2 separate regions of the Homo sapiens genome follow, and region 1 is linked to region 2. Evidence: chromatin loops called from intact Hi-C (ENCODE). Cell type or tissue: Calu3. All regions are shown on one strand. Links, peaks and the distances in the headings refer to the core of each region. The heading gives the core; the rest is flanking DNA. Region 1 holds the start of LOC112268169 (a long non-coding RNA gene). Region 2 overlaps HSD17B2 (hydroxysteroid 17-beta dehydrogenase 2).

Region 1 (9,891 bases), core at 1,892-9,891, 52 kb after region 2:
GTAACAACTTCGGAAGATTGTCCTGAGGCTTAAATGCTAAACCTTTAAACTACCTGTATTAATCCATTCTCATGCTGCTAATAAAAACATACCCAAGACTGGGTAATTTATAAAGTTAAGAGGTTTGATGGACTCACAGTTCCACATGGCTGGGGAAGCCTCATAATCATGCCAGAAGGCAAAAGAGGAGCAAAGTCACATCTTACGTCTTATATGGTGGCAGGCAAGAGAGCTTGTGTAGGGGAACTCCCCTTTATAAAACCATCAGATCTTTTGAGACTTATTCACTATCAAGAGAACGGCATGGGAAAAACCCACCCCTGTGATTCAGTTACCTCCCACTGGGTCCCTCCCAGGACACGTGGTAATTATGGGATCTACAATTCAAGGTGAGATTTGGGTGGAGACACAGCCAAACCATATCATTCCGCCCCTGGCCCCTCCCAAATCTCATGCCCTCACATTTCAAAACCAATCATGCCTTCCCAACAGTCCCACAAAGTCTTAACTCATTTTAGCATTAACTCAAAAGTCCACACTCCAAAGTCTCATCTGAGGCAAGGCAAGCCCCTTCCACCTATAAGCCTGTAAAATCAAAAGCAAGTTAGTTACTTCCTAGATACAATGGGGGTACAGGTATTGGGTAAGTATACTCATTCCAAAAAGGAGAAATTGGCCACAACGAAGGGGCTACAGGCCCCATGCAAGTCTAAAATCCAGCGGGGCAGTCACATCTTGAAACTCCAAAATGACCTCCTTTGACTCCGTGTCCCATATCCAGGTCATACTGATGCAAGAGGTGGTTTCCCATAGTCTTGGGCAGCTCCACCCTTGTGGTTTTGCAGGGTACAGCCCCACTTTTGGCTGCTTCCAGGGCTGGCGTTTAGTGTCTGCTGCTTTTCTAGGTGTACGGTGCAAGCTGTTGGTGGATCTACCATTCTGGGGTCTGGAGGATGGTAGCTCTCTTCTCACAGCTCCACTAGGCAGTGTCCCAGTGGGGACGCTGTGGGGTGGTTCCAACCCCACATTTCCCTTCCATGCTGCTCTAGCAGTGGTTCTCCATGAGGGCCCCACCCCTGCAGCCAACTTCTGCCTGGACATCCAGGAGTTTCCATACATCCTCTGAAACCTAGGGAGAGGTTTCCAAACCTCAGTTCTTGACTTCTGTGTACCCACAGGCTTAACACCGCATGGAAGTTTCCAAGGCTTGGGGCTTGCACCCTCTGAAGCCCCAGTTTGAGCTGTACCTTGGCCCGTTTTAGCCACAGCTGGAGCAGCTGGGACGCAGAGCACCAAGTCCCTAGGCTGCATAGAGCAGGGGGACCCTGGACCCAGCCCAGGAAACCATTTTTGCCTCCTAGACTTCTGGGCCTTTGGTAGGAGGGGCTGCCAAGAAGGTCTCTGACATGCCCTGGAGACATTTTCCCCATTGTCTTGATGATTAGCATTTGGCTCCTTGTTACTTATGCAAATTTCTGCAGCCAGCTTGAATTTCTCCCCAGAAAATGGGTTTTTCTTTTCTTTTGTATCATTAGGCTGCAAATTTTTCAAACCTACACTCTGCTTCCTCTTGAATGCTTTGCAGCTTAGAAATTTCTTACCCCAGATACCCTAAATCATCTCTCTGAAGCTCTGACTTACACAGATCTCTAGGGCAAGGACAAAATGCCATCAGTCTCTTTGCTAAAACATAACGAGTCACTTTTGCTCCAGTTCCCAACAAGTTCCTCATCTCTGAGACCACCTCAGCCTGGACTTTATTGTCTATATCACTGTCAGCATTTTGGTGAAAGCCATTCAACAAGTCTCTAGGAAGTTCCAAACTTTCCCACATCTTCCTGTCTTCTTCTGAGCCCTCCAAACTGTTGCAGGCTTTGCCTGTAAACCAGTTCCAAAGTCACTTCCACATTTTCAGATATCTTTACAGTAGCACCCCACTACCCAGTGCCAATTTACTGTATTAGTCCATTCTCATACTGCTAATAAAGACATTCCCAAGACTGGGTAATTTATAATGGAAAGTAGTTTAATGGACTCACAGTTCCACGTGGCTGGGGAGGCCTCATAATCATGGCAGAAGGCAAAGGAAGAGCAAAGTCACGTCTTACATGGTGGCTGGCAAGAGAGTTTGTGTAGGGGAATTTTCTTTTATAAAATCATCAGATGTTGTGGGACTTACTATCATGAGAATAGCACAGGAAAGACCCGCCCCCATGATTCAATTACCTCCTACCGGGTCCCTCCAGGACACGTGGGATTTACGGGAGCTACAATTCAACAAGAGGCTTGGGTGGAGACACGGCCAAACCATATCACTGCCTAACCCATAATAAATAATAAGTGTAGCCATGGTTGTTGCTGTTTTTATTTTAGGGCGGAGGAAACAGAGGTTCAGTGAATTGCCTAGGGTAACACAGGGAATTGGTGGAAGAGCCAAGTCTAATGCCCAGATTTCCAAACTGGGAGTCTTAACCCTTCATCAGTGCTACCTGTGCCACATGGGAGAAGATGGGCCACCTCCAATTCATTTTCTCTGGGAACTGCAGGAACCACAATGAGGTTGCAGAATGTGTTAACAGTGAAAGCCCTCACAGGACTCAGGTCAGTACCAAGCACTTCAGGTAGGGGCTCTGCACAGCCTCGAGTGCTGCTGCGTTAAGATGAACTGTAGAGTCAGATGCACCTGGGTTATTGGTACAGATCCCTGCTCTACCATTTGCTAGCTGTAGGACTTGGAGTTAGGCACTTTGTGTCTCTGAGCTTCAGTTTTCTCACCTGTAAAATGGAATTAACAAATTAGTACTCATCTGAGAGGGTTGTGAAATAATTCACAGACAGAGTGTTGCACAATGCCTGGCAGAGAGTAAGTGCTTAATAAGTGGCAGTTGATATTACTTCAATTACTAGATATTAATTCAATTACTTGGTATTACTTCAATTTATAGACGTGGCAAACTGCTGACCTAGTGAAGAAGAAAGTACAAGTGTAGTACTCCTTGCAGATAGGACAGAAAGAGGCATTTGAAGAGCTTGCAAAATGTTCACCCCATTTATATTTACTGGGTCTACAATCTGCTAGATATTCCTTGTCCCTATAGATATTGCCAGTCTGTACTCACATGGCATTTATACTGTAGCTTGGGAAACAGATGGGAAATACCAGTTACAAAATTATTTCATTTCTTTGTCATCAGCATTGTGAGGAATTGCAAGGCACTTGTGCCACAAGTATCTAGGCAGAAGTTTAGGTAGCCGAACAAGATTTGAAACACCTCAGGTGATGACCCTGAATTATAGACAGCTGTCCTGCTACCTAGTTATATTCAAAACCCTGCATAAATACCCATATCTATTACGAGTATACTGGTTTTCACTTAACTCTATGCCCTTAGGTAATTTTCTTCCAAGGTGTGTTTGGCCTTTTGGTTTTTTGTTTTTTGTTTTTTTTGAGATGGAATCTCCCTCTGTCGCCTAGACTGGAGTATAGTGGTGCAGTCTGCACTCACTGCAACCTCCATCTCCCAGGTTCAAGCAATTCTCCTGCCTCAACCTTCTGAGTAGCTGAGATTACAGGTGTGCATCACCACGCCTGGCGAATTTTTTCTGTTTTTAGTAGAGACAGGGTTTCACCATGTTGGCCCAGCTGGTCTCAAACTCCTGACCTCAAGTGATCCACCCACCTCAGCCTTCCAAAGTGCTGGAATTACAGGCGTGAGCCACTGCACCCAGCCCCTTTTGAATTTTATATGTCACATCTCTTTTATCTGTATCAGAATTCTTCTCCTTATCCCTCTAACTGCATATTTATTTTTATTGTTTTGACTTCCTTGTATTAAACACAAGTAGATAATTTTCAGATCATGCATGGAATTTGAACAGCACCATTTCGTAAGCCCTCTAGCATGAATATATTTGCCAGATCTCAATATAATAAGAATACAGTTACCTTTTACCTCTGGTCAGCACTTGTACAGTGATTTAAAACACGTAATCATGGGGTTATAGTACTTGGAGATATTTTTTCTCTCTCTTAAAGTAAATACAGTTTTTTTATTTTTATGGTAACAGTCTTAAATTCCCGCTGTTCCATACTTTCTATTGGTGAAATGCTAATGACACCCATATTTCTATATTGCATTATGATACCAGAGGGCAAGTAGCACAGTCATCTTGAACTCATAGGGATGAAGGAACGGTGTGCGTAATCAAAGGTTCTTATTTCTGATCTTTAGCATTTAATTAGGTCTTTTAAAATGTAAAGTACTCCCAGTCATCTTTTATTAGTTTTTTCTCATAACTTCCCTTGAGATGTCAACTTTATTACCCTCGCTTTACCTTAGTATTCTCAAGAGGTCAGGTGGATTTTTAAATTTAATTTTTTTTTACTGTTTGTAATTAAGGTTTTTTTTGTTGTTTCTTGATCATGTGCTTAACTTTAACCTGTATCCACTAAAATGACTGCTCAGGTCGGATGTAGCCCTCCCCACCAGGGGAGAGCAATTACTGAACAAAGCCACATTTTGGAAGGACCTTCAAGCACTTGCCATTATAAAGGCAGGTCTGAGTGCCCAGCCCTAGAAGGAATCAGATAGAAACTAATTAATAAAACAGAAGCCACAGAGTAGATGAAAATCAGGCAGCTGGTTGAAGAACAACTGTATATTCTCTTTTCTCCCTTCTGGCTTAGGATTCATGTGAATTTTGGGTGGGGGCAGGTCTGCAAAATGCGTTTGCTGAGATTTTTCTGTGCTTATCAATGTTGGGGATCAGGAAGGGAGGAGGCGGCTCCCAGCAGTGCAGCAGATGGCTACCATCCTGTGAAGGCTTTACTGGCCTGGTGGATAAGCTTTTTCCTTGCTGTTTATCTTGTTAAGTTATTAATTTTTCTTATCTTTCTCTTCTGACCCCCCCGATCAGGTCAGTTATACAAGTTTTTGCCTCAGATCATTCTGAAACTAGTTGGAAGGTAATGGAGTAGCATCACTAGGCCTGGCAGGTTTCTGAAGCATTAATAATCCGAAGTTGTATGTTCCTTACTTGATTAATGTGCACATGAACCATGATTGACCTATGGTCTTGTGACTGGACTGGAATGTGTAATTTTAAAACCAAAGACTAATTAAAGATAGGTATTTCCGTTGGAATGTTTTAATTGGGCTTTTGAAGGCCTTGTCCATTTTCAGAATTCCTTATGGTGGAATTCTTACAGAGATATTAAGAAGATCTTAAATTGTTATCTGACATCCTGTTTGTCAAAACTTTCAACCAGACAAGAACATTTCCAAAACTTACTGTTTCAATTAATGACATCATCTTCCTCAAAACATCACCTGGGTGCAGCACGCTGCCACCTCCTGCAGTTGTTCACCAGCCCTCACCCTGATTTCACCTGAGCACACTGGCCTTTTGTCCTCACTGGTAACCCGCTAGTCTAGAGCCACATCTCCCTTACCTGGACCCTGGCCCATTTCCTCCTCCAGGGGAAGCCTTCTCTTTCACAAGTACCAAGGTGGCCCCAACGGTTCATTGCTGTAAACCTACAAAGGCTTGTGTTGTCTGCAGAGTGGAATTCAATTAGCCAGGCATCATGGCACACGCCTGTAGTCCCAGCTACTCAGGATGCTGAGGTAGGAGGATCGCTTGAGGCCAGGAAATCAAGGTTGCAGTGAGCCGTGGTCACACCTCTGCACTATAGCCTGGGCAACAGAGTGAGACCTTGTCTCAAAGAGAAAAAAAGAATGGGATTCAAACTTTATGGAAGGGGACAGAAGCCTGTCTCCAGGCTCACCCCAGGCTGTCTTTTCACCCTCAAGCATCAGCTCCATGCTTCAGTTTGCACACCAGCCATGGCGGACTCACCATGTTAGCTGCCCAGCACAGCCTTCCCTGCATGTGATCCATTTATTCGTGGTGCACCCCCACCTGTGATAACCCTCCTTTCAGCCTACCTAGATCCTCCCATGGGCCCTGTAGTGCTAAAGCTCACTCTCCCATGATCTCTTCCTGATGTGCCCTGTCAGAATCAGTCTCCCCACCCCTCACCTTGGTTTCCCACCACACTTTGTTTATACCAACATTATAACAGTAGCGTTATTTTCATCTTTTTTGCCTTTTCCTTTTGGTATCTGTAGAAGCCTCTTTCTTATTTGTAAGCTCTGGAAAGCAGGACCTCTGTCTCGTTTGGGTTTGTATCTTTCATTTCATAACCCGGCACTTTTTAGGAGACATGTTATTGTTAAAATGGCAGTATTAATGTCTTGCAGAACAGCAGCTCTTAGACACTGCAGAGCCCTGGGTAATTTGTGCCCATCACAATTTTACTGAATTGGATATATTTTAGGGTGTTCAGAATAATCCATAGATTCAACAAATATTTATTGAGCATCTACTATGTTCTGGATTCTAGTAGGGACACCCCAGAAGGCAGAAGACCTCAGTTCTCATAGAACTTAACATTCTGTGGGAAGGAGATCAATAATAAAAAGTAAATAGTTTTAGATAGATAGCAAAATGTTCCATAGAGAAAACAAAGCAACATTTAGGGTACAGGCATCTGTGTTAGCTAGGGTGATCAGAGAAGTCTCTCTGAAGACTTGTCAGCAGACCTAAATATTGAGAAAGAAGCTTCCAGAAAAGGACCTAGTATACGATGTGTCACACTGAAGTGAGAACAGGAGGCACTAATGGGCTCAGCATCTTCAAGATAAGGAAAGTCTGTACGGTTGGAGCACGGAGTGCCAGTAGCAGAAGAGTGGGAAATTGTGACCAGGTCATGGAGGTGAACGTGGGAAGTCTGTATTGATATATCAGTAACTGATGTCTACTGTGTTGGGAAATAGCATTCATCATGAAGGGTTGTGAGTACACTAAAGAACAGAATTGACTGCATTTGGTTTTATGGCTACTCTAAATCCAAATGGGAGTGTTCTGCACTCAGAAAACAATAGAATCACAAGGTCACTGTTAGGTGCATTGAGGGAGTGCTGGCACATTCATTCTTCATGAATTTTCTTGAAAGCACAACCGTGGCAGTTGCTTAATGGAACCTTGGGAACTCATCAGCCATCCTCTGCCCCATTTTGCTCAGTTTCCCTAGTATTTCTCACTCTTCTCCATACCCTCAAACCACTGAGACAGTCACTTGCTGAACCTTGTCTTCACTTGTCACACTGACTGACTCTGCATAAGTGATCTGATTCGCTTCATTGGCAGTCTTAATACACTCACACAGGTATTCAGAAGAACTTACAAAACTCTTTGTAACCCTGTGCTTTTGAGAGATGTAGTCATGTCATGTGGAAATGTAATAAAATAGTTGGATCTCTAAACTCTGGAGTGTGAAAAAAGGGCAGCTCAAGGAATGACATCTGTGGAGTGCCCATACGGTGTCAGGTGTTTTGTTGGACATTTTTTGCACATTATCCCATGCAGTCTTCAGGCAGGCTTATTATCAGCTCCACTTTTAGATGAAGCAGCAGGTTCAGAGTGTTTAACACATGTGGTAAACACACAGTCCAAAATCACACAACTGGTAAGTGGACCCCAAAGTCCATTCTCTTTTCATTTAAGACTGTGTTTTAGTGGTTAAGAGTGCGGGCTCCTGGGGCCAAACTGCCATCGGGTGTGAATCCAGGTAAGCTTGGGCAAGTTTATTTACTGTCTCTGTGGTAATTCTCAGCTGAAAAACAGGATCTAATAGTACTTTCCTAGTAAGATTATTAAAAGGATTAAATGGCTAACATACACATAAAGCACTTAGCATGCTGCCTGGCCCTAGTAGTAAGCACTAGGTATGTGTTTGTTGTTATTATTTCCACTGTACCATGCTGCCTTTTTAGAAACTTTAGCATTCCTGTAACATAGCACAACACACAACCAGACAGAAGAGAAAAGTGAAATCTAGAGAAATGTCTTGGCCAAGATCACATAACCATTTAAGGGCGGAGGCGAGACGTCTTCACTGTGTATTCCTGTCCCCCATATTTTTTCTTTCTTTGTGCATGTACACTGACTTCACACTCATAGCCTCTCTGCCATACAAGCTCTTCATCCTGCATAGCCCTAACCTCTGCTGCTCCCGCTTCCCTCCTGTCTCCACACTCTTCCATGTTGAAGTCTACTTTTGTGGTGCAGTGGCTGCAGTCGTGGGTGCCTGGCTGGGAAAGAGAAATGGTAGGGCTCTTGATTGCTTGCAGTCTTCATGCCTAACCACACCTCTGAGTGTCTCTGTTGACTTGAGCACAGGTATATGTGTGTGTGTGTGTGTGTGTGTGTGTGTGTATACGCACCCAGTGCCTTTGAGGACCTGTGTGCTTCCTGTGGTTTTTTTTTTTTTTTTTTGAGATGGAGTCTTGCTCTGTCGCCCAGGCTAGAGTGCAGTGGCGCGATCTTCGCTCATTGCCAGCTACGCCTCCTGGGTTCACGCCATTCTCCTGCCTCAGCCTCCCGAGTAGCTGGGACTACAGGTGCCCGCCACCACGCCCGGCTAATTTTTTGTATTTTTAGTAGAGACGGGGTTTCACCGTGTTAGTCAGGATGGTCTCGATCTCCTGACCTCATGATCCGCCTGCCTCGGCCTCCCAAAGTGCTGGGATTACAAGTGTGAGCCACCGTGCCTGGCCTCTCTCCCTCCCACATGGAAGGAGTTGGGTGTCTTCATTTTTGCTTATTTAGTTTTGTTTTTGGGAGAAGGGGGCCTTGGAGCCTTGAAAGAAATGCGGGGAGGGCCACAGAAGAAGAGGGAGAGAGAAGTGGGATCCCCAAAGGCACTGAGCACTTGTACTTTAAGTACTTGCAAGATTTGCGGTGGGGGAGGTGGGGCATGGTTTGCTACATAAAGGAGTTTTTCCCCATATACATATTTTTTAAGTATAGGGTTAATAAAGCAGTATTAAACCATGCTGCAGTGCGAAATTTTAAAGAAAAGATGTTGGGAGCTTCCTTTAGAGTGCTCTCTAATTTTCTGATGCATGGGGGGGAAATGCCTCTTCCTACCAAATTTGAATCAATTATTTTCAAAAAGGCTCTAATCATTTTCAAGAATTTACAATAATGCCTTATGTTCGAAACGTTTTTTGTGGCTCTCAAAGCACTGCCAAGTACATTCTCTTATTTAACCTCCACATTAACCTTTTCAGGTGGGCAGAGCAGGTATTACTGTCCCCATGTTACATCGGGTGAAATTTGAAGCCCAGGAACTGAAGGGAAAGTAGCTAAATGACACAGCTGTGACCAGACCCAGACCTCACCTTTTCATTCTACTACAGCGTATTGACTTTTTGTTTTTGTTAGGTCAAAATTAGGGAGAATGACGTTTGCATTTGGATCAGTAACAGTGATGCATACTTCTTTCTTCAGGTCCAGTTATCTTTTGACTGCCACATATGGACCCCAAAAGATCTCAAAAGGAAAGTGTCCTCATTACAGGAGGAAGTGGCTATTTTGGTTTTCGGTAAGTGTATCTATAAAATATACACATGGAATTATTTTACTGGTAGTTGCCAGAAGCATTCAACTCTGACAGCAGAGCAGACTTTTACTTGTTTGTGTAATGTCAAACCAGAAATGATCTGTGTTGCCCACTGCTCAGACATTGCAGCTGAGAACTACAGGTATATTTCACTTAAAGAAAAATTATTTATAAAGCCATTAAATTGGGAGGGGTGACTATTCACATCACCAAAAACAATTTTAAATCATAGCTGTTCTTTCACAGTTATCTTATTATTCACAAATATTCCAAAGAATAGATAGTGGGCCCTAGAACCAAGGGGGAAAAATGCCACCATTCTTTGAAGATAAGGCCTCTCTCTTTGTAATTTAAGTAGATGAGAGGATTCTCACTTTTGAAAATTTGAAGAAGCGAGGCTTGCACCAAGGAACATGCATAGT
Region 2 (15,942 bases), core at 4,721-12,720:
ACAAACACTTTGATGTGTTCAACACTGTGTGCCTCCACACAAGATGCTGAGAGCTTCCCAGCTTCCCCTTCCCCACAGGGGTCCACAAGGTTATAATTGTCCTGTGTAACTCCACCTCTTGTCTGGGGCTGATTGGACCAGAGTCAACCAGCTTTTCTCTTTCAGAAATGTGGAATTGTGGCTGCAAGATCCAAAGCAGTGTCCGATACTGTCTGACCAAAGAGGTCATTAAACTCAATAGCAAATGGGGGGACTGGGTGGCTGTCTTCCTTCATGCACATGGAGATATGGGCTAAGTCCTCTTGAAGAGTAACAAGAGGCAAAGCTACAAATAAGAGCAGAGTCTGAGGTCAGATGTTGTCCACAGACATAGACGAGCATCTTCTTGGCTCATGATAGCTTTCCACTCTCTGGTAAACCTCAAGTGCTCTCTTCCCCATGTATGCTTTAAGAAATTCCACATCCTCCTAATAATCCCTCTTCTTTCTCGAGTTAGTTTTAGTGTCTTTCCTGAACATCTTTTTCACTTACTGCAGACACTAAAACTAGTTATCTTTGCTTTGGAAAACAGTCCTCAAAAGGTTAAACATAATGTCACCAGACGACCTAGCAATTCTGCTCCTAGGTGTGTACCCAAGATAAATGAAAATATATATTTACACAAAAACCTGTGCACAAATGTTCATAGCAGCATTATTCATAACAACAGAAAAAAAGAAACTAACCAAACATCCATCAACTAATGAATGGATAAAAAATATGGTATACCCAACAGTGAGATATTATTAAGCCATAGAAAGGAATGAAGTTTCTATGCTTGCTACAGCATGAACATTGAAACCATTACACTGAGTGAAAGAAGCCAGCGTGGCAGGTAAAGGGATGCGAGCAAGGAGGAGACATTGTGATCTTGACTCCTTTTCCTTTGAGTAGAGGATAATTTGTCACATTTTGGAAGGCAGTGCCTTTGAGCAGCTTCATGAGCCTAGGATCTGACTCTCTTAGGAAAGTTCCTTGGAAGAGCCTACAGGTGACAACAGTGTTGAACTTTAGGCAAGCCCTGTGATACTGGAAAATTGCAAAGGTTAAGAAATGTCCCCACCCTTTTGTGTTCTGGGAAACAGCTCACTGCAAAGAACTCCCTTCCCCATATGACTTAGATGAGACTCATAGGTGCCCCCACTTGTTTACCTATGACAAGGCCAGACCCAGAGCCTCCAAACTCCCTTTCTTTGTTTTTGTGGTTAGTTTAACTGCCTGTTTCCACTGGTCAGTCGGAACAAAGTGTTCGTTAACCTAACTTTGGTGTAGAGTCTCTCCTTTCCCCAGGTCCTGGCCCACCCTCAGCCTGAGCCAGCAGACAACTCCTCTTTACAGACCTTCCTGATCAGCCCTCAACCACTGTCTGATTGTGTCACTCTGATCATCCCAGCCCCCAACACCCACTTCTTTCTAACCTTGTTTATGCCTCTTTAGCAAAGCAAAATATTTACTGCCTCATCTTGAGACACTTGCAGATTAAGTGGTCAGAACATTCCCTCTACTGCAATAATCCTTTTGAATAAAGTCTCTCCTAACTAAATCTGAGGTTTTTTTTTGTTTGGCAGTAAATTAATGAAGCCAAAGATCACGGGAGACCATCTGCTTGTGTTTACCCATGAGGCAGTGTGGCATAGGCGAATGGGTGCGAGTCTAGCCCTGCTATTCCTGCCTGTGTAACCCTAGAGAGCCTTTCTAATTACTCTCTGCCTCTGCTTCCTTACCTGTAAAATGGGCTAAATAATGGTACCTGTGTCAGTTAATATTTGTGAAATGCCTAATAGAGCCTATTCCAAACAATTACTACATCAGTCTTTTTAAAAAATAAAACTGTGTCTTTATTTTAATTTTCAGATGTTTCCACTCACAATATTGGTAAATGTAGAGTTTGCCTCTACTGACTGTCAGCTGAACATCTTGGTTAAGACTCAGACTGCCTGATTCTTCTCTTCCACTTACAAGCCTTGGGAAAGTCACATATAACCATGTGGAACCTCCACTTCCTCACATGGAAGGTAGGATTATCATAACACCCCCTCCTAGACTGGCATGGGCAGTCAGCAAGACAGGATTTCGCACTGGCCCAGCGTGTTGTGAATGGCTGTCATCAGTATCGTGGCTGTAACCGTGACGTCATTTCTGACTTATGATGTTAGAGATCAGGCTGTGCTAGGCCTGGTGTCTATGAAGTCCTGAGGCAGCTCAGGGGTCAGAGGGCCTTGAAAAAGTCTGTGGCTAAGGAATCACTCCTTGAGGAGAGGGGAAAATAATTGTATACTCCGGAAACCTGGCAACAAAGCCAGGGCTTTCGTGAGAAGTTGGAAGTGTTTCATAAGAGTTACCCAACAGTGGTGTTTGAAAATAAGCACACCAAGTATGGATTGCATGTTTACCAAGTTCCAGCTAGTTCACATGCATTTACTCACTGAATCCTCTCAATCACCCTGGGGGGTAAGTAATGTTACCATCACCCATTTACAGAGGAGGAAACTGAGGCACAGAAGGATTAAGTCATTCAGCTAAGACACAGCAGAGGTAGTTTGGAGCCAGGCACAGATTAGGATATAAACAACTGGGGTATAAAATATTCAAATCCTCCAAAGCACAAGGCTTAGCCCATAGTGGATGCTCAATAAAAAGCACATGTTGGATGAATAAGCATTGAAGAGGGCACTAGAATATTTGTGCCTTACAAACTGAGAGAGGGTCCTTTGTCACTAGTGCTGAGGGCACCTGACTCATAGTAAGTGCTCAACAGGGCAGAGAAAATGCTGAGGTTGGTGTTAAACTATGTCATTTGGGATCATTCTGTCTCTAGCAGCCTGGAAACCCATCAACTTGGGACAGGCAATGACTACTACAGACCCATTTGTACAAGATTGGAGTGAATTTGAAATAGCAGTTAATTCTAAAAATGTTAATAAAGACTCAGTTTATGTGCAAAAGGGAAATAATGTGAATCACCTTGAATTTGAGGGTATTAGGAATTGTGTAATGTAGTTGCAAAGTGTATTTATGCTACTGCCACATGGGGGCACCATATTAGCTGGTGAACGGAAACACCCCATCATTTGTTGGTTCAAGTCTTAAATTGGGCACGTTGTGAATAACGCGTGTTTGGGAGTTCTTCAGGCCAGGCCTCTTGAATAAAACGCATCCACCCTGTAAATACAGGACTGAGTGCTGGGATGCATGTGCCCTGGAACACAAGCACTGTCCTTTGGAAGCTACATTCAGAAAGAAGGAAGATGGGGGATAAATTTACAAACCTGTAAATGTTTTTTAGTCATTAATAAAACATCATACAAGAAATAAAAGCTCACAGTCAATACTGAGATCAATAAAAGAAGGTATTCTCCATAATCTCACCATATTGCATAACTCTCATAATGTTCATGTTCTTTTTCTTCTAGTCTTTTTTCCTACATATCGTTCTTTAACAGTTATAGCACACATACAATTTGACAGCTGATTTTTAAATTACTATTATATAGACTGGTTTTACATATTTCTACATAGTCTTCAAAGCCATAATTTTTCATTACTATAGATAAAATCGTCCCTATTAAAATACAGCCAAGAGAAATGATGATAACCTGGATTCTGGAGCTGGGAGACCTGGGTTCAAATCCCAGCTCTGTCACTTAACAGCTGTGTGACTTTGGCTGTCACTTAACCTCTCTGTGCCCCAGTTTCCCCATCTTTAAAATGGAGTGACAGTAGGACCTGGGTCATAGAGTTGTTCGAAGGATTAAATAATTTGATATATTAAAGTAATTGGAACAAGGTCTGGCACAAAGCCACTGCTCTCCAGATGTTTATTAAATAAATGGTAACTTTTTTTTTTTTTTTGACAGAGTCTCACTCTGTCACCCAGGCTTGAGTGCAGTGGCACAATCTTGGCTTACTGCATCCTCTGCCTCCTGGGTTCAAGCAATTCTTTGCCTCAGCCTCCCAAGTAGCTGGGATTACATGCACCTGCCACCATGCCCAGCTCATTTTTGTATTTTTAATAGAGACGGGGTTTCACCATCTTGGCCAGGCTGGTCTTGAACTCCTGATCTCATGATCTACCTGCCTCAGTCTTCCAAAGTGCTGGGATTACAGGTGTGAGTCGCCACGCCTGGCCCATAAATGGAAACTTTTTTTAAAAAACCGACACTACACTACTCCTTTCATTGGCTCCCTCCAGTTTCTGGAACCAAAAAGGTTTTCAGATCAGTTCTCTCAGAAGGTCCTCACTGCTTTTCTAGCCACAGCGATGAATCAGCCAAAGATCACAGCTCTGCTTTATGCGTCCTTGCCCCTAAAGCTCCTCCGAGTGCTCCCTTTGCCAATGATGTCTTCAACTACCAGCAGCTTAAGGTGGAGGTGCTTACGGGGTTGGTATCTTCAGAGGCACCAAGACCCTTTCTCATAGTGGAATCTCACTTCTTATGGTAGAACGGACAAACACAAATTGAAGATCTGCTATCTATCAGTAAAAGGATGTGATCTGAATAGGCATTTCATTTGTCCCACACAATGAATTTTGCAAAAATTTGAACAAAGACTCAGAATCGGGAGATTGTACCTGAAAACCCAGATCAATGGTTTCTCTTGATTAACCAGGAGATGAGTCGGCATTCCCACAAGGGACCCATCAGCTGAGGCTGAGGACCTCCGGGGCTCCCCCTCTGATGGGGTATGCACTTGAAGAAACAAGGTTCACTGATCAAGAGCTCTCACACACACACACATTCCCATCACCAGCTTCCCTCAGTAATGCAGCCTACCCTGACCCCATAGCCTTTTGAGTTGGAGATCCCTGACCTACAGTTTCCCACTTACAAAGGTCATCTGAATCAAAGCTGTTTAGCTGGTAGAAAGCCTGTGGGAAACTAGTGGGAAGTGGACTTTCCCCACCCTTTAGTTTAAGACTTAGGCAATCCATCAGATTGCCACCCTCATGTTGACATTGCCTGTTCCCCATAAAATAGATTAAGGTATAATAAAATGTTAGAGAAATACAACAAAACTCTAGCATACTTAGGACTGCCCTGAGGTCAAAATAAAAGCTCAACTCTTAATCCAGGAAGAGCAAATACTTGACCTCCCTCCTCCTTTGCCCTCAGCATTCTTAACGGATAACAGTTGTCGGGTGAGGAGGCCTTGGGAAATAGCTAGATTTTTCATGTCAATTTTTTTTAATGGAAACAAATGCATTTTTCTTGGAACATAACCTTTATGAAGAATTCTCCCATATTCTTGTGATTCCTGTGTTAAGATGAGCAACTGAAGTGCCCGGGAAATTAAACACTTGCCCAAAGCTACACAACGGGAATGTGGTAGAGTCAGCCGTGAAACCCAGGTTTGCTCTTTGCAAAACACATTCCTGTACTGTCCCGGTGCCACTTTTAACTTCTGACACATCTTCCTACCTGTCTTCACCTTCATTCTTTTGTTCCCTCATTCATTCAGATATCATTGTGTTAGGTCCTAAAAACACCCACCCACAGAAGACAAATACTCCCTGGCTTCATGACGCATACTGATTAGGAAAGAGGTTCTCACTCCTCAATCCCACTACAATCTAAAAAAAAGTCAATGCCCATCCCCAGAGACTCCCATTTAATTGGCCTGGATAGGGGTCGGTATCCACTGGCAACAGTTTCTGAGATCTCTTCAGGAGATTCCAAACTTCAGCCAGGATTGAGAGCCACCAATGCAGGAAAGCGATTCTCAACCACAGACAATTTTGTCCCCTGGGGAATATCTGGCAATGTCTGGAAACATTTTTGGTTGTCACAACACAGACTACTATTGAGGCCAGGGATGCTTCTCAACATCTGCCAGCCAACATCCATCCTCAAATATCAACAGTGCCAAGGCTGAGAAACCCTGGTCTAGAGAGAAGATGCACATTGGATAAATAATTACAATATTGGTGAATGTTATTAATAGGAAAGTTCTAGGAATATGTCATAGTTTACTTTTATAGAGAACTCCAGTTTCCTCCTTAAGGGAACACTCATTGGAAAATAATACAGGCAGGAAAGAGAAGAAACTAGGTGATCTCCATCAGAGTACGGACTCTCTTGGGCTGTCTGGTTCACTGTTCCAGACCCCACACCCACTGAGCGCCTGTAGTAAATATTTACCGAATGACAGAATGAACAATTGAGTAAATGAAGAAGTATCACAGTCCAGGCACAACCCATCACCTTCTCACAGTTTCATGTTCTTGCCCTGTACTCGCTCCCTGGACCCATTCATCACCCTCCCTGAGCCCCGCCATCTGTCCACAGTGCCTAAAAATCAGATTTTTTCTTTTAAATGACCTTCATTTTTTAATAGGAACATAACTTAGGAAGGGTTTCTCGATTCTATATTCACAAAGGAAACTGAACTGTACAGATGACTGTAATTCAGCATTCAACTAAGACCTGGTCACCGTGAAAATTCGCATTACCCTTAGGGCACATGTGAACCAACACAAAGCTGATGTGGGAATGGGTGGGGTAGGTGAGCCCTAATGACTTTTGCCCATGTAAGGGGACTAAGTCCAAAAAGTTTGAGAGCCTTATGTTTATATATGTTATCTCACTTTATGCTTGCAACCTAAGGTAAGATGCACATTTTTTAAAAAAACAGATTTTATTTTTTAGAGCAAATTTAGATTTACAAAAAAATCAGAAAGCTAGTACCGAGAGTTCCCAAATACTTCGCATACAGTTTCCCTATTATTAACATCTTATGGCTGGGTGCGGTAGCTCACACCTGTAATTCCAGAACTTTGGGAGGCTGAGGCAGGAGAATCGCTTGAGCCCAGGAGTTTGAGACTAGCCTGGGTAACAAAGGGAGACCCTGCCTCTACAAATAATTTAAAAATTAGCCAGGTGTGCTGGCATACGCCCCTGGCCCCAGCTACTCAGGAGGCTGAGGTGGGAGAATCACCTGAGCCCAGGAGGTTGAGGCTGCAGTGAGCATGCTCATACTGCTGCACTCCAGCCTAGGCGACAGAGCAAAACCCTATCTCAAAAAAAAAAAAAAAAAATTAACAACAACAACAATCTTACATTAGTATGATGTAGTTACATCTTCTACAATTAATGACCCAATATTGATACATTATTATTAACTAAATTCTATACTTTATTCACATTGCGTTACTTTTACCTAATGTCCTTTTTCTGCTGTAGGATCCTGTTCAGGACATTGTGTTACATTTAGTGATCCTGTCTGCTTAGACTCCTGTGGGCTATGACAGGTTCTCAGACCTGACATAGTTGACATAATTGATAGTTTGACGGAGTGCTCATCAGGGATTTTGTAGAACGCCTCTCTATTTGAATTTGTCTGATGCTTTTCTCCTGATTAGACTGGGATTATAGGTTTGGGGGAAGAAGATCACAGAGGTAAAATGCCATTTCATCACATCACATCACATTAAGGGTACATAGCACCCATGTGACTTAAGACTGCTGCTGATGTTGACCTGGAAGATGTTGACCTGGTTGAAGTGGTGTTCATCAGTTTTCTCCACTGCACAGTTGCTTTTTCCCCTTCCCAAGCTGTACGCTTTGAAAGGAAGCCGTTGTGCACAGGCCACACTTAAAAACTGGGGAGTTAGGCTGGGCGCGGTGGCTCACGCCTGTAATCCCAGCACTTTGGGAGGCCGAAGCGGGTGGATCACGAGGTCAGGAAATCGAGAGCATCCTGGCCAACATGGTGAAACCCCGTCTCTACTAAAAATACAAAAAGTAGCCGGGCATGTTGGTGCGCGCCTGTAGTCCCAGCTATTCAGGAGGCTGAGGCAGGAGAATCGCTTGAACCCAGGAGGCGGAGCTTGCAGTGAGCCGAGATTGCGCCACTGCACTCTAGCCTGGTGACGGAGGGGGACTCTCTCTCAAAAAAAAAAAAAGAAAAGAAAAGAGAAAGTGGGGAGTTATGCTCTTCCTTCTTTAGGGTGGAATAGCTCTATACATTATTTGGAATTCTGCACAGGAGATTTATCTCTTCTCCCTCGCTTATTAATTAGTTCAATCACTTATTTATATCAGTTTGGACTCATGAATATTGATTTTATACTTTGGATTATGGCTTACTACTTTGTTGTGTTGCTCTAACTCTTCTAGCTTTGGCTATTTAGAGCTTCCAATTGGCTCCCATAAAAGTGCACATTTTTTCCCATTTTACAGGTGAGGAAACCAAGCTTCAGAAAGAATATAAAAAGTTTCCAGCCTCACTCAAGTAAAAAAGCAGAGGTGCCATTTGAACCCTACGTCCATAAGATTCTAAGGCACCTGTTTTTTTGTTTGGTTGGTTGTTTTTGTTTGTTTGTATTTCCTGTCTAACACATTCTCTCTGAATATAGTCAACTTCCGTGAATCAATGACTAGTGTATATTTCACCTATCGTTGTGAATAGGCAATAGCATTTTTGAGGTTACCAATCTGCTATGTATTATACATTATAGAGAAACTTAATCAGCACCAAGGTTAAGAAACAACATCAACAGCTCACCAGAGATCTCCCTTGTATCTCCTTCCAGTTGTCCCCACCCCTCACAGGTTACCACGATCCTGACTTACAACAGCATAGATCCGTTTTACCTGATTTTTGTTTTAAATAGATGGAAATAGGTATCGGTCCTCTTTGTGGCTGGCTTCTTTTGTTCATTCTCCTATGTTTTCCTGTGGCTTGGTTAATAGAAATTTTTTGTTAATGTTCCAACCATGTATTTCACAAGAATTGCTACAAGTAAAGTAACACTTGTAAAAACACGTTAAGCAACTACATAAAAAGTAAATTTACTTAAGATTAGCATAACACAAAAAAGAGAAAACTAACCAGAGATACAACTAAATTGCCCCACTATCCCAAGGTCCCTTTTATCATTATCTAAGGTTTTATCTAAGTAGGGCAGCCTTACTAATGTCCCTTTTTTTCATGGGAAAGATGCTTCCTGGCTGACAGGATGTCATTCTTGCCAACACATGACCAAAAACTCACTCAGCCGCTTCCAAAATATAATGGTACAAGATGCAACTTGCCAAACTTGAATAAAATCCAAGATGTCTGTGATTTACAGTTTTCTATTTTCTGTTTCATTGCTAATTACCACCATTGACCTAGTTCTTTACAACAGAGATGACAAACCCTTGGTACCTGGGCCAGCTTACACTTCTCATTCCACCATGGACACTGTTCAATCAAATCACCTCTCCCTTAGAATCTACTCACTCCAGTACTCCTCACCAACCACAGAGGAAACCAATTCGCCACCCTCACTCACACCAGAGCATTGTGTTATTTTCTAGTTGGATCCACGCTTCTATTGCATGGTTTTCCGGTTGAATCCAGGCTTCTCATTTCTGCTCCATTCTTACCACATCTCTCCCCAGCTCATGAACCTGCTCTGACACCCACTTGTCTGATAGATGGTGGATACAGTACGCTGTCTGGATGTCAATAACTTCTATCATTTGCCCACTGTGGGGGAGTTTTCTACATTTCCCAACCTTAGGACATACCTTCTATTCTACTTGGGCTGATTTCTTAATCATCTCACATATGTGCTACTTACTCCATCCTGTGTGTTCCTGCCTATTCATTACCTCATTCTTTCAATAGCTCTTTGTTGAGCATGTGCCATGTACTCTTCTACATCATGGGGACACGGCAACATATAAAACCATCCAAGTCCCCATCCCATGAAGCTTAGCTTGTAGGAGGTCATGGGAGACATTCAATAAGCAAATGTATTGGCGTCAGGTGGGAATGGGTGTTTGCAACAGAATAGTGACTGGGTGCCAGGATGCCATGTTCACGGAAGAGTGCACCAGGCACAGGGCAGAGCAGGTGCAAAGGCTCTCAGACAGGAACATAATTCTCAGTCAAACAGCAGAGAGGCCATTTTAACCAGAGCAGAACAATCAAAGAGAATAAAAGGAGCTAAATTACAGCAGTAGTTCAAGGCCAGTCCATGTGGCCTTTAAGTCAGTGATTTTCAGTTCCCCCCCAGGGAACATTTGACAATGTCTGGAGACATTTTTGATTGTAAAAATGGGGATGGGCTACTGACATCTGGTGAGGCCAGAGAGCTGCTAAACATCCCAAAATGCATAGAACAGACCCCACCAAAAAGAACCATCTGGCCTCAAATGTTAAGAGAGCCGAGGTTGAGAAACTCTGCTTTCAGCCATGGGGAAGACCATGAGTTTTATTGTAAAATGTGACGAGAGATATCATCAGAAAGTTTTGAACCAAGGTGTGACTTGAGTTGACTTAGGTTTTAAAAAAAATAGAAATATTTCTACTGGACAGCACCCTTCCCTTTCTGCTAAAGACACTAGTGGGGAAAGAGGAAAAAATGACATCTCAAAGAGATGAAGTGGGAGTGGGAAGAGAAAGCAACATTTCTGGAGGTTGGGAAATCAAGTTGGTGGAAATGGCTAAGTGGTATGTTAAGAATAGGGCAGGGCTGAGCCCGGTGGCTCACGCCTGGAATCCCAGCACTTTGGGAGGCTGGGGCAGGTGGATAACTTGAGGTCAGGAGTTTGAGGCCAGCCTGAGCAACATGGTGAAACCCCATGTCTACTAAAAATGCAAAAATTAGCCAGCTCTGGTGGCACACACCTGTAGTCCCAGCTACTTGGGAGGCTGAAGCAGGAGAATTGCTTGAACCTGGGAGGTGGAAGTTGCAGTGAGCCAAGATCACACCACTACACTCCAGCCTGGGTGACACAGCGAGACTCTGTCCCAAAAAAAAAAGTTAGATTTTAAAAAGAATGGGGCAGTCTAATATTTACAATGTCTGTGATGACAGAGGAGCCCTGAATTTTCTGGAAAGCGTATTACTTTCATCTGATCTATGTGCATGGCTTTTCTTTCTTTTTTTTCTTTTTTTTTTTTTTTCGATATGTGGGTTAAGGTTAAGTGATTAAGGAGAAAGGGCTCTTACATGTTTGGACTGATAACAGAGTAAAGAATGAGAGATGAGAGTTCATCTTCACTAGAAATCACAGCCAGAGGTGACTTGGAGAAAGACAAGCTTGGGAATTTGTAGACATGCTGTTGAAGGCATGGATAGACCTGCCTTAGGTCATCATGTAAGGACTCCAGCACATAATCTCTTGACTTAATGAGCATGGTGACCTTAAGTGATATCTGAATCACTTTGATTATCAGGAACAACTGCTTATTAAATAAAACTGATAATGAACTTCTATCTATGGTTATGCATTCTATGTTAGAACTTCTTTACATAATACAAGAGGGAGATGCTCTACCAGTCCAGTACCATCCATGTCCAGTGTTGTTTGAGCTCCCCAGCAGCAACACAAGATGAAGCTTTCTTTCCATGGACAGCAGCACACAAAGTCTTCTCTGTGCACAGTCTCAGAGTTAATAGAACATCTTTAGAGGTCAGCCACAACCAATGAATTTAATCAATTCACTCAGCTTCTCTCTGCTCCCCCATGCTGGGCTAGGTGCTACAGGTACAATGGTGACCAAGATGGACACAGTTCTTGGCCTCAAGGTCTTACAGTCTAGTGGAGAACTCAGAGTCCATGGCTAGCGCTATGAACTTTCCCCAATCCTGCTAAACGTATCATTGGTTATGTTGGCATTTTTTATCTTAGTTTTCAATCTCTGCTACTTTAATAATAAATAAATAAATAATAATAAATAAATAAAAATTAAAACTCGGGAGAATGAAAAATGATGATATTTCGATCTTCTCTTTTCATTTCTGTAGACTCTGCAGGGGTGCATCAATTGTAGTTTGCTTGGGATGTGTGCCTCTTCCAAATCTTCTCTACCTGTAAGACTTTTGGTTTGGCTTTTTCCCCTGCAGTCTAGGTGACTCTGATCACCAATTCCCTGATGTACGTGGGCTCCTTCTGTTGACTTCTGCATTTGCCATGCAGCCAAAACCTGTGCTACCAGAAAAAAAAGTTCTTAGCAACTTTTAGCTAATAAGTGCTATAGTTGGAATGTGTTCCCCAAATTTCATGTGTAGTAAACTTAATCCCCAAATTCATATGTTGATGGCATTGAGAGGTGGAGCCTTTGGGAGGTAATTAGGTCTAGATAAGGTCATAATGGGGCCCCCAAGAGGGGCTGGTGGCTTTATAAGAAGAGGAAGAGAGACCTAAGCTGGCATGCTCTTGCCCTCTTGCTATATGATGCCCTCCACCATGTTATGATGCAGAAAGAAAGAGCAATGCCAGTACCATGCTCTTCAGTTTTTCAGCCTCCAGAAATGTGAGTGAATAAATTTCTGCTGTTTTAAGGCACCCAGTCTGTTATGCTTTTTTACAGCAGTTCCAGGAGACCAATAAAGTGAACTACCTGTCTCCTACTACATGTGATCTTCAGTAGACTGCCCAACACTGCCCAAGCTAAGAGAAAGGATATTTTTCCCTGGATTGTGAGTTTTGAGCATAAAAAAATAGAGAGATGGGCAAGACCTAGATTCAGGGCCCAGCTTTGTCATTTACTCTCCTAGTGGGACTAGGAAAAGCTAGTTCAAGGGAAATGCATGCCCAGGGTGTAGCCTTCTCTAGAGAGTTTCTGAGCAGGTAGAAAACCTCAAGGGTTGCTCCCTGAGGGAGACTCATGCTATGAGCAAACTAGAACTCACTGACAATTCCATTCACAGGACCCTCTCGCTAGAAACATTTGGATACATGACAGTTCGCTTGCTCTGACCAAGGAGGAACAGCTGCCCATACTCAGTTCCCTGGGTCTAAGAGACACTCAGACAACATCTTTGTTAAATTCATTATTTGCAAAGGCCTGGGCAGAAGACCAAAACAGAAAAAGAGGTAAGAGGATCCAGGCGTAGCTTCTCAATTTTTGGCAAACGAGAATGCCCACCTGAACAACAGAGAGGGGCACAGCCTCCCCATTCCCACAGCCCACCAAGGAAGGACCTGGGATTGCTCATTTTTCCAGGGACCAACCCGTATAAGAATAGTCTCAGCAAACTACCTACAAGACCTCAAATCTCGGATACGACTTGATTCCTGGTCATACACCGCACAGACATTATTTCCTGAGCACCTATGATGTGGTTGGCTCTGTATAAGGCACTGACGGCACAGTGTGATCCTATCCTTGGTGATGGTGAGCCCTTGATAGAGACCTGCACCAGGTGCCAAGGGCACATGAAGAAGCATCCAAAGCCCGTGGGGTCTGGGAGAGAGCAGGGAAGATTACACAGTTAAGCAAACTCTCAAAAGTAGTATCCCCATTTTACAGATTAGTAATCTGAGGCTCTGAGATGTTAATTATCTGACCCAGGTCACACAGCAAGAAGCTGGCAGAGCTGAGAAGCTGCAACTAACGATTCCGAAGTCCATGCTCTTTTTTTCTTTTTTTATTTTACTTTAAATTCCGGGATACATGTGCAGAACTTACAGGTTTGTTACATAGCTGTATGTGTGGCATGGTGGTTTGCTTCACCTATCAACTCGTCACCCTAGTGTTAAGCCCTGCATGCATTAGCTATTTGTCCTGATACTTCCCCTCCCCTCACCCTCACCCCCACCCCAATAGGCCCCGATGTGTGCTGTTACTCTCTCTGTGTCCCTATGTTCTCATAGTTCAGTTCCCACTTATGAGTGAGAACATGCGGTACTTGGTTTTCTGTTCCTGTGTTAGTTTGCTGAGGATGATGGCTTCCAGCTTCATCCATGTCTCTGCAAGGGGCATTATCTCATTCCTTTTTAGTCCATGGTCTTTTTGCACTGCTAGATAATCTCTCTAACCCTGGCGGGAAGGCACTTGCCTGCCTAGCAGTCTTTGTTTGCTCATGCATTCATTCATGCGTGCATGCATTTCTTCAACAGAAGTTTATTAAGCATCTACTGCATACCAGGAGCCGTACGCAATGCTATCATTACAGAATTGAATGAAATAGTCAAGATAGTCTAGTGGGACTATGACACAGATATTTACTAGATAAATATTCAATTTCAAGGTGAGAAAAGTTCTATGAAAGTAACAAATAGGATATGAAGATTGAGAAATACACCTGGAGACTTAAAGCCTGGAGAACAGAGAATACCTGTTCAAGAAGTTAATATTTAAGCTAGTAGTTATCAGTTGGCAGGGATTTTGTCCTCATGAGGCATTTGGCATTGTCTAGAGACATTTTTTCTTATCACAACTGGGGAGCAGATTATTGTGTCATCCAGTGAGTAGAGACTAAACATCCTATAATGTACAGAAAAGTTCCAACGACAAAGAAATTTTCCAGCCCCAAATGTCAATAGTGCCAAGATTTAAAAACAAAAACAAAAACAAAACAAAAGCATGACTACAAGCAGTTAATTGTCATGTCTTAGACTAAGACATGAAGGTGAAGAAGAAGCCAGCCTGTAAAGGGTGGAGGAAAAAGCATTCCCGGTGAAAAGAACAGTAAATGGAAAGACTTTAGAGCTTGGTGCTTCAAGCTAACTAGCAGGGGAGAGAGGTGTGGGATCTGGGGGCTCGGATTCCACAGGGCCTTCTGGTCTTGGGCAAAAGTTTGGGTTTGAATTCTCTACAGCAGAAAGCCTTTGATGGGTCTTAAGCCAGAAAAAGACACTCAACCTACTCTGCAGAGAACAACTTAAAGAGACAAAAGTGGAATCCCAGAGGCCAGGGAGTAGCCCTAGAACAAATGACGGTAGCTTTGACTACATCAGAAGCAGGGGAGGTGACGAGCCGTGGACATATCTAGGTGCAGTTGGAAAGTAATAGCCTCAGCACCGAGAACGAATTGTATATGGGCGGGCAGGGGAGAAGATGGGCAGAGAAATGAGAATGAAGGGGAGTTCTTGGGATTCTGGTCACTACAGAATGCTGGGTAGTGCAGCTCACCAAGATGGGGAACCCTGAGCAAGGGCCAGGTAGGGAAGGGTCCCAAATCAAGAACTCAGTTTCAAGCATATAAAGCGCAAGACATCCAGTGGAACTGAGTACATAAGGTGTTGGAGAGAGAAATTGTTTATACAAGATTTTGAGCTGTGGTTCATTTGTAAAGTAGGGCTGGCTATCCATTAGCTTCACCTGGGACGGAGGCGCTCTAAAGAAACACCAATGCCCAGGCACATGCCTTAGATCAGGTAAACTTGAGCTCTGGGAGTGGGTGCCCAAGCATCATTATTTTTTAAAAGCCCCAAGGTGATTCTGACACACAGTGACAGTTGATATCCACCGGATTCAAGAAGCTGTCCCGAGGTGGAGACCTTCTCTGTATGCATGCAGCCCCACTATGGGGCTGAGAAGCCTCACCTTTGTGCCTTACCAAAGGAACTGTCTCTAGTTTGTGTCTATTTAAAAATTCCATCTCTGCTGCTTCAGTGGTTGGCTGAAGTCTATCTGTAAAAACAATGAACTGCTTGTAGTCTTGGGTGTTCTTGTATTACCTGCAGTTCCAGACCTTTTGTTCCAAGACTCTCTTGTTTATGGGAATGTCAGTCTCCTGATAAAGCCCCAGGGCTGTTTCCTCTCTTTCATTCTTTGGGAGCCAGAATGTTTGCAATCTCTCTTGTGAACTTTCTTTCCGAAATGCTCACAGCATCTTCTGACACCTTGTACTCAAAGCAGGAGATATATTCAGACCTGGCCTATTCTTCAAGGTGCAGTTAAATCTCCATTCCCTTTATTATTATGGGGCACCCATCATGTGACTTGCTTTGTACCTGGCACTTGGGGAAACCATGATGCACATGAATGACATGACCCGTCATCTAGGAGAAAGTATCTCAACTTCAGAGCTATTGACATTTGAGGTCAGGTAAATTTTTTGTGGTAGGGGCTGTCCTTTGCATTATAGAATGTTCAGTGGCATCCTGGCCTCAACACTCAATACCTGTAGCATGTTGTCACTCCCCGCTACCCTATAGGTTTTGACAACCAAAAATA

The links. A loop is a pair of places that touch in the nucleus more often than their neighbours do. Peaks named below come from ENCODE experiments on the same cell type or tissue, not always from the same donor. Only the 100,000 strongest peaks of a DNase experiment are listed, where the experiment ranks them.
Region 1: it touches region 2 in a loop (5-fold over the local background); 3 of 110 quality-filtered maps call a loop at or near these places.

What each region holds. Positions count from the first base shown.
Region 1 is chr16:82,000,351-82,010,241 of GRCh38, reverse strand. SDR42E1 (short chain dehydrogenase/reductase family 42E, member 1) reads left to right here. Exons shown (of 3, transcript NM_145168.3): 2 at 9,358-9,451. The coding sequence starts at 9,384. It overlaps LOC112268169 (a long non-coding RNA gene), which reads right to left and starts at 5,786. Exons shown (of 2, transcript XR_002957879.2): 1 at 5,453-5,786; 2 at 2,348-2,775. In Calu3, for the core only: no CTCF peak of the experiment used is centred there; DNase peaks (open chromatin) are centred at 4,909 and 5,441.
Region 2 is chr16:82,049,205-82,065,146 of GRCh38, reverse strand. The region is part of intron 1 of HSD17B2 (hydroxysteroid 17-beta dehydrogenase 2); the gene reads right to left. It overlaps HSD17B2-AS1 (HSD17B2 antisense RNA 1), which reads left to right. Exons shown (of 2, transcript XR_933797.3): 1 at 1-2,054. Among named protein-coding and RNA genes, the nearest start is that of HSD17B2-AS1, 9.6 kb to the left of the region's middle. In Calu3, for the core only: no CTCF peak of the experiment used is centred there; no DNase peak of the experiment used is centred there.